2 separate regions of the Mus musculus genome follow, and region 2 is linked to region 1. The links are chromatin loops, found by intact Hi-C in ENCODE. Cell type or tissue: heart. All regions are shown on one strand. Region 1 holds the start of Ank3 (ankyrin 3, epithelial). Region 2 overlaps Ank3 (ankyrin 3, epithelial).

Evidence for each region. Peaks named below come from ENCODE experiments on the same cell type or tissue, not always from the same donor. Only the 100,000 strongest peaks of a DNase experiment are listed, where the experiment ranks them.
Region 2: it touches region 1 in a loop (4-fold over the local background); 3 of 42 quality-filtered maps call a loop at or near these places.

What each region holds. Positions count from the first base shown.
Region 1 is chr10:69,532,229-69,540,228 of GRCm38, forward strand. It overlaps Ank3 (ankyrin 3, epithelial), which reads left to right and starts at 1,480. Exons shown (of 43, transcript NM_146005.3): 1 at 1,480-2,056. The coding sequence starts at 1,994. It overlaps Gm51806 (a long non-coding RNA gene), which reads left to right and starts at 2,062. Exons shown (of 2, transcript XR_003949008.1): 1 at 2,062-5,273; 2 at 5,321-8,000. In heart, no CTCF peak of the experiment used is centred here; a DNase peak (open chromatin) is centred at 3,313; H3K4me3 peaks cover 3,472 bases; H3K27ac peaks cover 4,164 bases.
Region 2 is chr10:69,590,520-69,598,519 of GRCm38, forward strand. All of the region lies in intron 1 of Ank3 (ankyrin 3, epithelial), which reads left to right. Among named protein-coding and RNA genes, the nearest start is that of Gm33464, 31 kb to the left of the region's middle. In heart, a CTCF peak has its summit at 6,601 (motif pointing right); a DNase peak (open chromatin) is centred at 4,082; H3K4me3 peaks cover 670 bases; H3K27ac peaks cover 2,224 bases.

The DNA.
Region 1 (8,000 bases):
CCTTTTATTACTCTGCCAGAGAAACATTCCAGAACAGCAGCAGAAACGGGAGAGACAGGTTAGCAGCTGCTCAAAGCTGAAGGAACCCCCAGGTCACGGAGGGGTGGGGCAACCGCCATCAATGCTCCCTGCCAGCCTTTGAGTGGTGGTTTACTGTTTGTAATGCGCAGCCGCAGAACAACCATTAAATAACCCACAGTGCGCAGGATCTCCATGGGTCGCTGGAGCAAGCACTTGTAACCCTGGTGTCCATGACAGAGCTGTCTCAAGCTGCCCTCATGCTCACTCATTTTTAGGGGGGTGGCGCTTGGGGAGTCCAGATTTGTTGAACATAGGTACAACCCTGCTTAAATGATAGATGAGAAATGGTGATTTTGGCTTCAGTATTTTAGCATTGTGTCTCCAGTATTAAATAGCTCCATGTACCTCACTGAAAACTGGCCTTCTGGGTCTCATTTACGCTCCTGTATGTCTTTGATCATATTAATTAAAATCCACTTCCCTGAGCCAGCCTCCTCTCTGGATTCCCGCTCGTTCCTCCCTTCCTAGTGTACATGTGTTTTAGCTCAAGGGACCTGCTTCCATCTTAAAGGTGATCTGGCCGGGATTGGGGGGGGGGGACCCAGAACCTTATTCCTTCCTAACAAGAATGGATTCCTAACACTTTCCAAAGATGCTTAAGCGACCACACCCGACAGTAAATCAGCTGTGTTCCGATGCGTGGACCATTTTGGAGACTTTCCACAAAGGAGTGAAGTCACCCAGAGACCTCTCAAAATCTTGGTGGCCCAGAGCAGGAGTGTGTGCCTCTGTGTGCTTGGGGACCCTGTGGTGGCTGTAATGTGGCCAGAGACCTGCACTGACCTGAGTGCCTTATCCAGGAGCACAGGATGTTTCTGGCACAGAAAAAGCCAGGGGCTGAACCTTTTGGATTTCTTGAATATTCTGGAGGGCTCCTTTTCATGGTTGGTTTGATATATTCATGACCAAAGCTTGAATGTGGTACTGGCAACTTAGGTATGGGCTCCGTGTGACAGATTCTTCATTAGAAGTCCATAGCTTTGGTTAGGCAATCTGCAAACTTTATTTTATTTTATTTTATTTATTTTTTGCTAATTACATTTTAAAACAAAACAAACAACAACAACAAAAACCACCTCACTGGGTAAGAATCCAGCTTTGTCTTCTGTAGTAACAGGTCTCTTTATTGTTTTTAATCATGGGGTTGGGGTTGGGGGTGGGGGAGAGAGAGAGAGAGAGAGAGAGAGAGAGAGAATGTGTGTGTGTGTGTGTGTGTGTGTGTGTGTGTGTTTTCACGAACCAGTAACCCGATCTCTCGTTACCACCCCCACTGCTGCCTCCTGGGTATACCCAATGCTTTCAACACATGTGTCCTCTGGAGGCTTGATCTCAGAGCATTTACATTCGGCTTGGCTTCCCAGCTTGCAAACTGCAGTGAGCCAGCCCCTGGGACGCTTCAGAGATTCGTCAGCAGTCTAGCTTATTCCTGTGTGTGTGTGTGTGTGTGTGTGTGTGTGTGTGTGTGTGTGTGTGTGCAGCGCACATGCACGTATGCCTCCCCCTTTCTCTCTCTCACCATTTCCAAGCTAGAATCACCGTGGAGAAGCAAGCCCTGAAATGTTGTCAAGATCTTTTCTCGGGGTAACGACTGGCTAAAAAAACAAATAAAAAGAGAGAGAAAGGAAGAAAAAGAAAGAAGGAAGAAAGGAAGGAAGAAAACAAAGGGTTGGAATATTGATTTTTCTTTGGAGGAATAACCAGGGCTTTGCTGGAGAGAACACCCAGTTCCTCCCTGAGGCGAGCTGAGTTGCCCGTGACAGCAGCCAGGGCTGGCTTGAAGCAGCCGCTCTGCCTGGGGAGTTCCCTAAATGGACTTTGGTCTCAATGCTGTGACTCTTTGCCGTGGGTTTGGATGTGGGAACACGGAAGGTGATCTCCTGCCTCGTCTCAACTCCCCTGATCTCAAGGAAAGATGAGTGAAGAGCCAAAGGAGAAGCCCGCCAAGCCTGCTCATAGGAAGAGGAAAGGAAAAAAGGTAAGAGGCAGGATCAACACGTTCTTCATTGTTCTCCCGGCTCCCGGGAGGTGATCTGGAGGCTGCCTTTTCCAGAGAGCTGTCTTTAGCCCGAGAAAGAAGCCACTAGAAGCAAGAATTGCTTTTGTTTTTTTCTCCCCTGTTAATGGGGTGTGTTCTGGGTTGCTGGCAAACACCTCGACTGGGGTCTATGGCTACAATATTGAAACAGTTAAAACATTGTGATTTGGATTTGCTGAGCTAGTGTTCCCTCTAATAGCAATGAAAGGAACATTAAGTAAACATATGTCCTAATTATGTGAGTGGGTGTGTTTCCCCTACCTTTTGAATTTTCCCCATGCTTGTGATCGGTAGGGTACAATTACTAATGAATATTCTTATGTTATGGATGCTAAGCTTTAATATATATTTTAGGCAAACTTGGGGAAACCTGTAGTTAGACTTTAAAAAAAAAACCCAGCATGGAGGTGAGCTCCATTTTAATTATCGATTCCTTTGATGGCGGATAAATCTCGGGTCTGCATTCAGCCCAGCTGCCTGTCAGCCATATGTCTCCAGGATCCATTCAGTTCATGGGATTCATTCTGCTTTCCACGCGGTTTGAGGTTTTGTCAAAAGAGCGGCAGAGGATTGCAGCAAACCTGTAGATTCATTCTGGGTGTCACGAATGTGCGTGTCATCCTAAGATGTGCCCTGAACTTTTCTGTTCATTTTGAAATGGGAAAGAAAGGTGATTCTCAGATGCGGGACTGTGATTTTTTTTTTAACCCACTGTGGCTCATAAACTGTCTCAGATTTAAGGTGTGCCACCAGAGGCAAGGCTAGATACATCTGGAACAAAGAAAAACAGGTCCCTTGAAACAGGACTGTAGCTCATGGCTTGTTGAAGGAGGATGGGTGATGGGCTCTCTGCGTCTTCAGTTCGAATTCTTAGATTTTTATGCTTTAATGCCCAGGTCTGATATATCTGCTGATGTCTCTTTAAAATGATTCCTTGCCTCCCAATGTGATGTATGCTCAGCCAGTGGACGCCCAGGGAATGATTGGGTATAGTAGAGAACATGAAAGATTGCAACCCTTGCTTGAATCGATCAAGCATTTCAAAAAATGCTCATAGCCTACTTACTATTTATGAAAAAGGTTCCTCTGAATAAGACATACTTTAATGGAGCTGCTACCAGCAGGCTCAGCTGAGGCATGTTCGGGGACATGCCAACATTCTTGGGCAGCCGTTCAACACCCTACCAAGTGAAGCTGTACAGATTGGTTTGAAGTCAGCTCTCCCCTCTTGGACCTTGGCTCCACAGGGCTTGACGGTATCAGAAAAGGTGCGAGTGTGATTTCCCCAGGGAGCGGGTCGCAGCTGCACAGCACAAATGATTTGCTTAATGCCTAGCCGAGGGGTGGCCTTTCTCAAGGCAAACTGTCAGCTCTGCTCATGTTTCTGAGCTGATCCCCTTAAGTGCCTGACAGGCTCCACCACGATTCTGAACACAGAGTGTCACAGAGAACCCAGGCGGACACATGAAGCCTGACAGCCCAATCTAGATGAAAATGAACAGCGTCTTGGGGTGGCTGTAAATCACGTGGACTCTTTGGACCTGATTCTTTTTTTTTTTTTTCTCCCCCCTTCCCCTTGAAATTTTTTTTCCGGCATTATCTCATGTCTCCCATGAGGTGATTCTGTGTGGTGCAGCGCACAATGCATTAGACAGCCATGAGCCCTTCCCATTCGATGCCACAGTGTCCTGCCTGCTGCCTCCATGTTCTTGACTAAAGCCTCCGTTGCCCCCCCCCCCCCCACTTCTAAAGTCTGTGTTGTGGCTCAGTGGACTCCAAATTCCAGACCACCAGACTCCAGTCCTTCAAAATACTGCACCCTTGTGCCAATGTTTTGTCTTTCATTCCTGTGAAGGACAGTGGAGTTCTTACCAGCATCCACCCCCACCCCCAAGCTAAACCATTTTCTTCTCACACCTATCTTTGACACCAAGAGAGCCTTTCAGTATCGAGTGGTTTAGTGTTATCCCTTGCATCCTTGAAGGTCAAGTGTCCCATCCCTTGATTCACCTTGGTATGCAGAGAGCAGGCCCTTGGGGAATGGTCCACCCCCCTCTTCTGCCACTGCATTCAAGTTAGTGTTAGAGTCCGGTGTTCTTAGGCACATGGACTCTCTGATGTTCATCACAGCCGCTTGGTATGCAGTTGGCGCTAAATAAGTAACTTCTCTCTAGGAGTTTAGAAGAGCCACAAAAAAAAAAAAAAAAAAAAACCAAACAGCTCTTCCGTTAGGAAACCTTGTCTCATATTTTCCAGCTCAGAGAGATTATCTTTCACTATTGGTTTGAAAGTGAATCGTCTCTTTAAATCAGCAAATATTTACATGTTTAAGAGAATATGCATTAATTTTAAACTAGGTGGTTGAGAATGAAATGGAATATACTTTAAAAAAAAGAAAAGAAATTATGTTTGGCTTTTAAATCAGAGCTCAGGAGTAGCTCAGGAGGCGTCTGAGTGGCCCAAGTGACCTGCACTGCAGTAGCGGTGGGTGTGGCCACATGCAACATCTCAGATGAGCCGTTCACCCCACCCTCTCTGTGGTGTTGCCCAACCTCCTCCCAAACCCTTTCAGTACTCAAGGATGCTGTTACATGGGCCTCCATTTTATATTAAACCCGTCTGTGGATGAAGTTACATCTGTGTATAGAGGGAAGTACATGGCAAAATGGCTGTGAAGATTTTGTGCTGCTGTGGATGGTGTTCAGCTCAGTCAGCAAGCTTAGGACATTTGGATTCACACTGTCTCATGGAGGTGTTTTTAATAGCGAGAAGGCAACACCAGTGTAACAGAGCCAATCAATTATTTCCGTTCTCTAATAATAAATTATCTAATAAAGACAATTCCTTTCACTAATAATGCCTGTATTCTGTTGACCTTGAAGAGGGTGTGTGTGTGTGTGCGCGCATACATATGTACTGTTTACCCAAGATCTTTATCTCTCCTTCTTCTAGTAAGAGAAGAAGAGTTTACTAATACCCAGGAGCCCCACGTGCTCATCTTCTCCTGCTTGTAACTGGGCAAGTCTTGCAGGAAGAACAGTCAGATAGCATAGCAATCAGAGGTTCGAGAAGCAGAAGAAAAGATCAGTCAGATAGCATAGCAAACAGAGGTCGAGAAGCAGAAGAAAAGATCAGTCAGATAGCATAGCAATCAGAGGTCGAGAAGCAGAAGAAAAGATCAGTCAGATAGCATAGCAATCAGAGGTTCGAGAAGCAGAAGAAAAGATCATCGACGGGATCATATTTTCTAGAGTGATTGAATGACAGCAACTAAGCCATCTCCATGGGGGGGATTTCAGGCTTGCCTGGGAGAGGAAATGCCCGCCAGGCAAGCATTCTTTCTGCCTTACTGTAAAAAAATGCCAGGCTGGTTTGGTTGAACCAAGCCACCACAGGGAGGATGCACAAAGTGACATTTCATGACTGTGCTTTCTGGGTATTCCTGTAGGCCACTGTGCAGGGTGACGTAATAAAAGAGCATCCATGTAGCATGGCTTTGATGAACTTTACCCTCTCAGGGGTCTCTCTGCTGGAAATCTGAGGCCAGGTGCCATTCAGTCAACTTCTGAATCTTTCCAACCTGCAGACTTCTTAGGCTGCTCACTCACCCTCTCCCTAAGGCTATGTCCCTGGCTAGCCCCCTGTCTTCCTCTATAATAAGACCAGCAGTAGTGCTGGTCCACGATATCACCTCGTGATCACATTTAACTACAGCCATCTCTTGAGAACTCTATTTCCACAATTTGGGTAGTAGATGGGATGAAATTCAGTCCACAACAGCACCCACGTGGAAATGTTTGATCAGGGTTCCAGCCTTACTTAGGTCCGTGTCACAGGACACACAATGGTGATGATGTTCTGTCTGTTCACACGTGCTTCACTGAGCAGATGTGGTCCGGAGTAGAGATGAGGGCAGGTATTATGGGTGCCAAAGACAAGTGGATACAGGTTGTCTGGAGGCAGAAAGGTGGAGTAGCAAATTCTAGTTGGGGGAGGAGGTTAGGAAAGGAGAGATGGGAAAGGAGAAAGGACTAGTCTGGATAGGTCTTAGGAAATTGCATGTTTCCTAAATGAATGTGGTAAGAACCTTCCAGAGACAATGCAAGGCAAGGAAAGGTTTGGAAAGTCCTGGTGTCCTTAGGGATCTAAGCCTTAGCTTATGTGTTTGGGAGAAGGATCCCAGGGATGGATTGTGGCCAGGTATGACAGTGGCAGAAAGGAGAGCACACATGACTCTTTGTTCGTTTTTGTTTTTAATGTGGATTCTTGGGATGAAACTTAGGCTATAGTCTAAAAGCAGGGAAACCGTTATTTTGGTTAGATACCCCAACCAGGTCTGCACTGTCTAATCTTTTGTCAACTTGGCACACAAACCAGAGTCATCCGAACAGAGGGAATCTCAATAGAGAAAATGCCTCCTTAAGATCCAGCCATAGGGCATTTTCTTAATTAGTGATCAAAGGGTGAGGGCCCAGCCCATTGTAGGTGGTGCCATTCTTGGGCTGGTTGTCTTGAGTCCTATAAGAAAGCAGGCTGAATAAGCCATGGGGAGCAATCCAATGAGCAGTGCCCCTCCATGGCCTCTGCATCAGCTTCTACTTCCAGGTTCCTGCCCTGTTTGAGTTCCTGCCCTGACTCTTCCTTCAATGATGAACAGTGATATGAAGTGTAAGCTAAATAAACCATTTTTTCCCCAACTTGCTTTTTGGTTGTGGTGTTTTATCGAAGCAATAGACACTAACCAAGACAAAGTCTCTCATTTAGCACATGGCTCTGTCTCTCTCTCTCTCTCTCTCTTTCTTTCTTTCTTTCTTTTAGATTTATTTATCATTATAAATAAGTACACTGTAGTTGTCTTCATACACACCAGAAGAGGGTGTCGAATCTCATTATGGATGGTTGTGAGCCACCATGTGGTTGCTGGGATTTGAACTCAGGACCTTTGGAATAGCAGTCAGTGCTCTTAACCACTGAGCCATCTCTCCAGCCCATGGCTCTGTTTATTGATATTCCACATCTCATTGGACTTGGGCCATGCTGTCCACTGTCGGTGACTTAGGAATGGTTCTTTGAGTGTTTTTTTTTAAAGATTTATTTATTATATATAAGTACACTGTAGCTATCATCAAAAACTTTTTCTTCTCTCTCCTGCTCTTCTCTCTCCAGCCCAAATATTTATTTATTTATTTATCTATTTATCTATGTATTTATTTATTATATGTAAGTACACTGAGGCTGTCTTCAGACACCCCAGAAGAGGGCATCAGATCTCATTACGGATGGTTGTGAGCCACCACGTGGTTGCTGGGATTTGAACTCAGGACCTTCGGAGGAGCAATCAGTGCTCTTAACCACTTCTCCAGCCCCCATTTGAGTGTTTTATTGATTTCTATGTCAAATTAGAGAAAAACAAGTACATAGTTACAGTTCTGTGAGCTAATAAAGGCCATTCCAGTGAGTGGGTTTGTTTTTTATGGAACTTCAGAACGGGATTTCTCATTCTTTTAGTTCAGTTACTTTTCCATTCTGTGAACACCATGTAACTTGCTGTATTTAAGTTTTTTATGGCTCCCTCTACCCCTTCCCTCACTCTTTATTTCCCCGATTGCAACCAGCTGAATACATTATCTGTGAGAGGTATGTTTCTTTCTTCTCTGATGAGACCCAACTATGTGCTCAAATGCCAATGCCCTTTTGGAGGAAGGCGGAGAGTGTCCGTGTCATGAACTTCCCATGTTGTTAATGGCGCTAGCATTATGGAGTTTCTGCTGCAGGCCTGTGGTCATGTGTCCGGAAGGCTCTATGCTGTTTACTGAGAGTAGGGGGACCGCCATGCCCTGAGCAGTTGCATTGAACTTTCACTTCCACCCCCCCCTGTGTTGGG
Region 2 (8,000 bases), 58 kb after region 1:
TTATGGAGTATAACATTCTGCCTACCTCTATGTCTGTGCACTGTGTGTGTACCTGATGCCTGTGGAGTTACAAATAGTTGTGAGCTGCCTTGTGGGTGCTGGGAATCAAACCCAGGTCCTCTAGAAGAACAGCCAAGCCATCTTCCAGTACATTAACTGTTTGGTTTTTAATGCCCTGTATTCATTAGCATATTCCTTATCCAAAATATGGCACAAAACTCAGTTTCTGAAGCCCCGTAAGTGTTTATTAAGGAGAGTTAGTAATGAAGTAACATGTTGCTTTCTCACGGAGGGATGTTCAGATTGACAGAAAGCATCTCTGTCCACCCATTAAATTAAAAGACTAGGAATGCCCAAAGCCAAGCAATTATTGATAGCATCGTAGGTAGTAGCAAGAAGCCGTTTCCTTGATTCTCAATGAATAATTGATTTAGGATGAAGAATGCTCTTCTGTAGAATAATCTTTCTCTTTCTAGCTCAGTGTGAGAATTGCCCCTGGCATAGACAGTGTACCATTCTAGCACTTGGTGGTAGCTTTAACATTTAACATTCTTCACTAATTGGATGAATGTTTTATTTTAGAATTGTTTATTCTTGACTACAAAAAATATTTTTCATGAGTTGATGCAGGGGCAAAAATAGACAAAGGCAGATGCATTCATCTCCCCCCCCCCCATCTATACCCCCAACCCCTCGTCTCTTTCTTTCTTTTTTGATGTGGTCCTTTTGAAGTTCAGATCTTTATGTCTCTCAGTTTTCCGTTCGATCACGGGCGTGCGGATCTTTTCAGAAAGGAGACTACACTCTGTGCCACTCAAGGAACAAAATACCTTCCCGTGAAAAAGAACTCAGCCATGTTTCCTGCTGAAGTTCGATGAGGGCAAAGCAGGAGGAGGGATGGAATACTGGACAGAGGAGAAAGGCGGCATTTATCACCCTAGTGCCTTATAGGATGTCTTCAGTGTTTCCTGTGTCTTGCCTGTGAGTGAGTGTGTGTGCTGAGGTCAGTAGTCATGCACAGCTTTCTGCAAAGGTTTGGAAAATCGGAGGCAGAGACCTGAACTGCTTGCATATTAAAAATACTCTTAAATATGCACTGAGTATTCATTTCTAGCATTTGCTAGTATTCATCTCTAGCATTTGCTATGCAACACTAGAATGGACTTTCTGGGCCAGACTAAACACAGACTTTAGGTGACTGTTGATTTTCTGTAACAGTCGATTGCCCTCTAATCTTGTGGAATTCATTTAAAACAGGCTGGGAGTAGCTTTTTGTTCTAATTCTAAGCTTTGCTTCCTTCTCTTGCCATAGCTCCTTCTTAATTCTCTCTTATCTAAGAGTTAGAGCCACAGTAACAACATGCTCCAGACATATTCCTGTTGGCCAATACTTTCTTGAGGGGCAGAGAAGTGAAAAAAAAATCAGGTTCAAACTGATTATTTGTACTTGGAAATTCCTCATTATGTTGGGTCACAATGTTTTGTGTTTTATGTTAACTTGAAACATGCAAGAGTCCTTTTAGTGAAGAGAATCTCACTTAAGAAAATGGCTTGTCAGAATTTCCTGGGGCCAGTTTTCACATAATGATTGATCTGGAAGGGTCCAGCTCACTGTGGGCGGAACCATCCCCTATGAAAGGTGGTGCTGGGTTCTATGAGAAAGCAGACTGAGCGAGCCATGGGGAGCATGCCAGTAAGCAGCACTCCTCCATAGCCTCTGCCTTGTTATCCATCTTCAGGGTCCTGCCTTGAATTCCTGGCTTGCCTTTCCTTCAGTGATAAGACTGTGATGTGGAAGTGTAAGCTGAAATAAACCTTTTCCTCACCACGTTGTGGGGTTTCGTCACAGCAATAGAAACCTAACTGCGATACTCTTGAATACACTCGCTTCATTCCTCGCCAGTTTTCAAGTGATAACAGGAAAAGCCAGTGACTTCAGAAAGAACAGGTACTGGATACGCCTATGTCAACATGATACAAGCTAAAAATCACCCAAGAGGAGGGAACCTTAATCAAGAAATTGCCTCCGTAAGGTCACGCTGTAGGCAAGCCTGTAGAGCATTTTCTTAGTTAGTGATTGAGTGGGGAGGGCTCAGACCATTGTGGGCAGGTTCTATAAGAAAACAGATTGGGCAAGCCATGGGGAGCAAGCCAGTAAGCAGCACCCCTCCATGGCCTCTGCATCAGCTCTGGTCTGCAGGTTCCTGTCCTGCTTGAGTTCCTGTCCTCCCTGCCTTTGATGATGAGTCATTATACAGAACAGTGTGAGTGGAATCAACCCTTTCCTCCCCGAATTGCTTTTGGTCATGGTGTTTTGACATAGCAATAGTGATTCGAGCTAAGACAGGATATAAAATATGAAATCTTAACAAGCGGGTGACTGGGCCTTTTAAATGAGGGTTTTTCACCAGGAGGCACATCTCCTCCTTGTAGTCAGCAGCAGATTGCCTGAAAATGTCTTGATTTGGAGACCTGGCCCAGAGTCTCGATTAACTGCCTCAGAGAAATCAGCTTTCTCACAGTATATTCCTGTATCCTTATTGGGAAATGGAGACCATAATACCTCTTAAAAAGCATCTTTCCTAATGTGAGGCCATCTGACACTTGTGAAATGCTTAATACTGTACTTAACGGTGGACAGGGCAGGTAACCAGTTGTTATATCAGTCATGTATGAGTTTCCCCAACAGTGAGGCAGGAAAACTACCAACTATAGAACACACATGTCCCAGAAACAGCAAAGGACTATTTAGCCCATGTAAGTTTTTACTCTGGAAAGGGCTATGTGTATGTGAAAGGCTGGCCATAATGATACAGCAAACTCCTATCCAAATACTGCAAGTACTGCTTAAGGGGGAGGGTTTGACTTAGAAAACAATGAGCTCTTTTGTTGCAAGAGATGTGACTGGTCCCACCTAGTAGCAATGTTTGGATCAGTGCATTCCCATAATGCACTGGAGAGATGCCTAAGTGAGGGCACTTGCTGTTCTTGAAGAGGATCCTATTAAAGTTTTAGCACTTACTGGGTGGCTCACAATCATCTAAAATCCATTTTCAGAGGAACAGACACCTTCTTCTGCCCTCTTCATGCACCCACGTGCACATAATGTACACACAACATACCCCAACCCCCCCCCACACACACATACACTCACATGAAATGAATACATCTTAAATTTCCTGTAGAGTAACGTTACTGTTAAGAAACTGGTATGACAGGTGGAGGTGGACCTCAAAGAGAGTTCCAGGAGTGTCCGAAAAGATGGCCGCTGAGAGGAGCAGTCACCTTGCCTTCACACGGGAATGTGGGGATGCTGTTGACGGTAACAGATTTTGTTATGTGAACTTATAGACTTATGTATTGTTTTATATACCAAATATTAACTCCGAGAAACTCATAGAGACTTTTGTAAGAGGCGAGTTTCCAGAGTTCCTATAAGAACATATCATCTGATTCTTGCCAGTTGTGGTCTGTCAGAGCACATCTAGTAGTTTATTCGGAGGGGCTGGTGCCCTCATAGCTGTACAATCACGGGATTGTTATATTGATATTTTTCTGAAATATCCAATTGACCACCCTTCCTTGGACTTTCAGTGAAATGTTGCATTGAATTGAGTGACTCTCAGGAAGGAAGTTGATATCCTGACTCTTGGATCTGAAACCTGAGTTGTTGCTGACTCAAGGAGACTTTATATTTTTATTCTATGGTTATCACCTGTGGTCACGTGGCTCTGAGAGAGTTTAGCTTCTTCCTCCTTTAGAGAAAATGAGGGTAACTCTAGCTCATACCCTAAAGTTGCTTCAGATCCTCAGGGATGTACGTATGTAAAAAACTCTTTGGGGCTTGGCACATGAGAGAAACTCAGACACTGGCTGTCAGGGATTTAGATGCACGGGTAGGCGGGCATTCCGTAATGGCTGGCTTCTGTTTGCATCTTTCTCTTCCACTAAGGGTGTCTTCTCAGCACGCTGGGCTTCAGGTCAAGGACAGTGTCCCTGCTGAGCCCCTCCTTTGAGGATGCATGTCTGAACTGGATAAGGGAAAGCACTTCGGGGTAGCAAACGAGGAGGATGGTGTTTGATTCTATTTATGGCTCTTCTCCCTGCCCGTTGCCTAGGAGATGGCTGGCAAACTTCCAGCAGTCACTAGCACCATTCTGTCCCATGAAGGAAGAGCCACAGCTGATCCAGTGACCGTCATTAAACACTGTTCAGGGAAATGTTGTCAAGATTTGTTTTCCCTCTCTATTGTTGTGTCTGTTCACCAATAAACTGAAGAACAATTGCTCATCACCAAACTCGCCATAATCTCTCCCATTTTTGCATTTTTGACCCTGTCAAAACAACCATAGTATGTACATGGGGGGGAGGGGACTTCGCCAACAAAAAAAATCCACACGATTTGGGTTTGTCCCTTGACCTTGTGATAAAGTTTAAGTCAGAGCTCATTAGTAGAGAGAGCCAAGGAGATAATTTGGCCTCCATGATTACAGAATATAAAATCTTTTTTTCTCTCTTTTTCTTTTACAGGTAAGTGTACCTGACATCCGGCAGTGCTCACTCTCTTCCTGTCTGGCTCTTGCTCGTGTGGCCATGGTGTGGTCCAAAGGTTCGTCGAGGCAGTTGAATGAGTTTTGCTGTACAAGTGATATGGTGCTGTCAGTGTGTGTGTGTGTGTGTGTGCTCAGAGAGATGGTAAGTTTTCCTTTCCCGTTTTCCCTATTGGAGCTTTCAAACTGGTGGCTCAGTTGCTTTGGTTTAATGAGTATCTCTCACTCAACCGATTGGCTGAAAGCAGAAGTGAGATTTGTTGCGCAGGACACATTGTATCAAAAGCTGGAGTTTCTTTGTCCAACTGGTGGTTTAGAGACGCATCTGTGTTGTGGAGTGTTTCCTGTAGCATCTGACTTGTTTGGAGCAGAACATGGTGTCACCCTGCAGGGATAGCGTCTTCTCAGCTTAAGGAGCTCATGACTTGGCTGCAAGCAAGTGGAGTCACGTTCATGTCCATGTTCATATGTTTCCCCCCCCCCCCCTATTTAGAAGGAAATCACAGGTATTCCTTCGATGGGAATAGGAGTTCCTACTGAGGTCACTGTTGACATGCACAGCCTTTGTCAAAGACTTTAAAACCTAAGAGGTTTAAAATATGTTACAAGTGTGACACTTCAAGCCTTTACCTCGGCTCTTGCTAGTTACCAGCCATTAAAGCAAACACTTAAACAGCAACAAAGAATGCGGCTTGGAGTCCAATCTGTTGGTTGGCTGTTTAAGTTTAGAATCCTTCACTCTCAATAAGTCCAGAAGGTAAGTTTAAGTTCCGGTGGTGTTTTCATAGTTGGCATGCACTGTTGGAGAATATCCTGCTCAGAAGAACTTATTGAGATACGTATTTTCAGGTGGACATACATGCTGGTTTCTTGTCCCTGACGACTTCACCTCTAAGGGAAGTTTGTATAGACACTCTCCTGACCTTTAGGAATTTAGTGACTTTATTTCTGGTGATGCTCATGGCTGAACATTCCAGGTGATAACCTATCTCAAAGTGATGTTGTTTTATCTGGTTCTTTTTTTTTTTTCTTTAACATTTTATTTATTTGTTTATTTACTTTATGTATATGAGTACACAATCACCCTTTTCAGACACACTAGAAGAAGGCATCAGATCCCATTACATAGTTGTGAGACACCATGTGGTTGCTGGGAATTGAACTCAGGATCTCTGGAAAGAGCAGTCCGTGCTCTTAACCGATGAGCCATCTCTCCAGCCAACCTGGTTCTTTGAGCTCTTTATTGCCAAGCTGTTTGTTATCTTAGAGATAGCAATAATAATAATAATAATAATAATAATAATGACTGTTCCACAGCTCCTCCAGCTTTTATATCCTTCATTCCTAAGCACTAGATACAAGTGTAAGTGAACATGTTCATTGCCCGTGGTTATTACTTTCAAATATTTTATATTAAAAAAAAACCTTTTCTCATTAATTATTTCCATGAGACCTTTTCTGCCGAGGGGAATAGTCTTTGAAGAACTTGGACAAAGGTCTAGGCATTCAAAGTGGCCTATTGATGGGATTCAGTGTGAAGTTCAGACCCACCCATGAGCCCTTCAGATCTCCTTACTGCGAACTCCTAAATGGTGTATTTGGTGTTACTGATTTCTTTGTTGGAGACATCAACCTGAGTGCCGTGCTTCGAACCAGCAAGCATCGTAGCATCCTTTGCTAATGCCACGGCTTTTACTTGGATTGACTCGGTCATGTATATTTAATTCCGGTGAGAAGCAAAGTTGAGTCTGCAGCATTGACATAGAGAAGCCTGGAGCTTTTGATCGTGGAGGGGAGAGCAAGTGTTCTAGAAACCTCCGAAGAGCTTTTAAAGATAACTGTGACACTCCCCGTTTAGATGTCGTGGTTCCCAGTTTTCCTTTTATGTCCTAGAAGCATTGGATGGTAATCCAGCCACTTTTCTGTCTGATGGATTCTCAGACAAAGCATGTTAGTTCTGGGGGTGCTTTGCCCAGGACTCCCTGGAACACCCTGAGTGTATTTTCAGTGTGCCATCTGGGGTATTGTCTTTTTAAAAAATTTTTATTTATGTATATGAGTACACTGTAGCTGTCAGACACACCAGAAGAGGGCATCAGATCCCATTACAGATGGTTTTGAGCCACCATGTGGTTGCTGAGAATTGAACCCAGGACCTCTAGAAGAGCAGTCAGTGCTTTTAGCTGCAGAGTCATCGCTCCAGGCCCAGGGTTATTGTCTTTTAAAAAGATTTATTGATTTACTTTTAGCGTGTGTATGTGTGTGTGTGCGCGCATGTGTATGTGCACAACTTTGAATGCCGGTACCGTGGAGACCAGAAGAGCACCTTGAATGCCCTTGAGCTTGAATTATAGGTGGTTGTGAGCAACACACCCTGGGTTCTGAGAATTGAACTCCTGTCCTCTGAAAGGCAGCAAGTGCTTTTAGCCACCGATCTCTCTCTCTCCAGCCCCGGCTGGGTTGTGCTTTCTTTGTGTACTCAGAAGTCAAGGTTATTTTCTGTACATTTATCATAGTTTTATCACACCACACGGTGTAGAGGAGAAAGTTGCCTAATTAATTCCATCAGCTGTGATTGAACAATTATCAGCATTCAGCCATAATGGCTATCGCTGGGAGAAAGGAGATTGAAGTATTTGTAAGTAAGTGTCAGCTCTAATGGTATTTGCTTCTCCAGGATTTGCTCTGTGTGTCTGGAAAGGGATGTGTCCTTACATAACTCAGTAATACCATGGAAGACCGAGCATTCTCCCTCCGTCCTCACCGACACTTAGCTATACTCTCCTTTCTTTCTTTAATTAGTTCACAATGCCCTGACCTTTGAATCAGTGTCAGTTTGTAACAACAGCATTTGTTTGTGTCTTTTCAGACTGACGTTCAGGGCAATTTCAGCTCTTAATTCCTTCCTATGCTTTCCTGGCCTATGGATAAATCTTGTCCCAGTATCCTATAGGATGGCCATTCTCCATTTTGCTACTTTCTTTATGCTGGCTCCTTAATTTCCTTCCTCTGTTACACTCCTGCAGCCCAGAGGCCGGGTCTAAAGGATGGGTGGTACTATTTTAGAAGCCTCAGCTGTGCTTTGTACATGAGGCTCTGACAGATGCTCTTAGGATCCCAAACACATGTGTTTACTAACTTCAATCCACTCTTCAAATGGGCTACTTGGGAGGAGAGTCAAAAGTAATTACTTCCAAAATCCCTTTGGTTGCCCATTACACATCCACTATAGTTAAATCTTCAGAACACGGCATTGACTCGAATTACTTGACACATACCATACCAGAAGTGGAGGGGACCCTCAGTCTCTCTCTGGCCACTCTTCAAGCCAGATGCTGTCAAACAGTTAACGTAATCTGTCAGAAACCCATTGAATCAAATCTGCTCTCTCCGCAAGCTGCCCTCAGCCTGTCTTAGTATGAGCAGGTAACTCCTGTCATAGGAGGATCT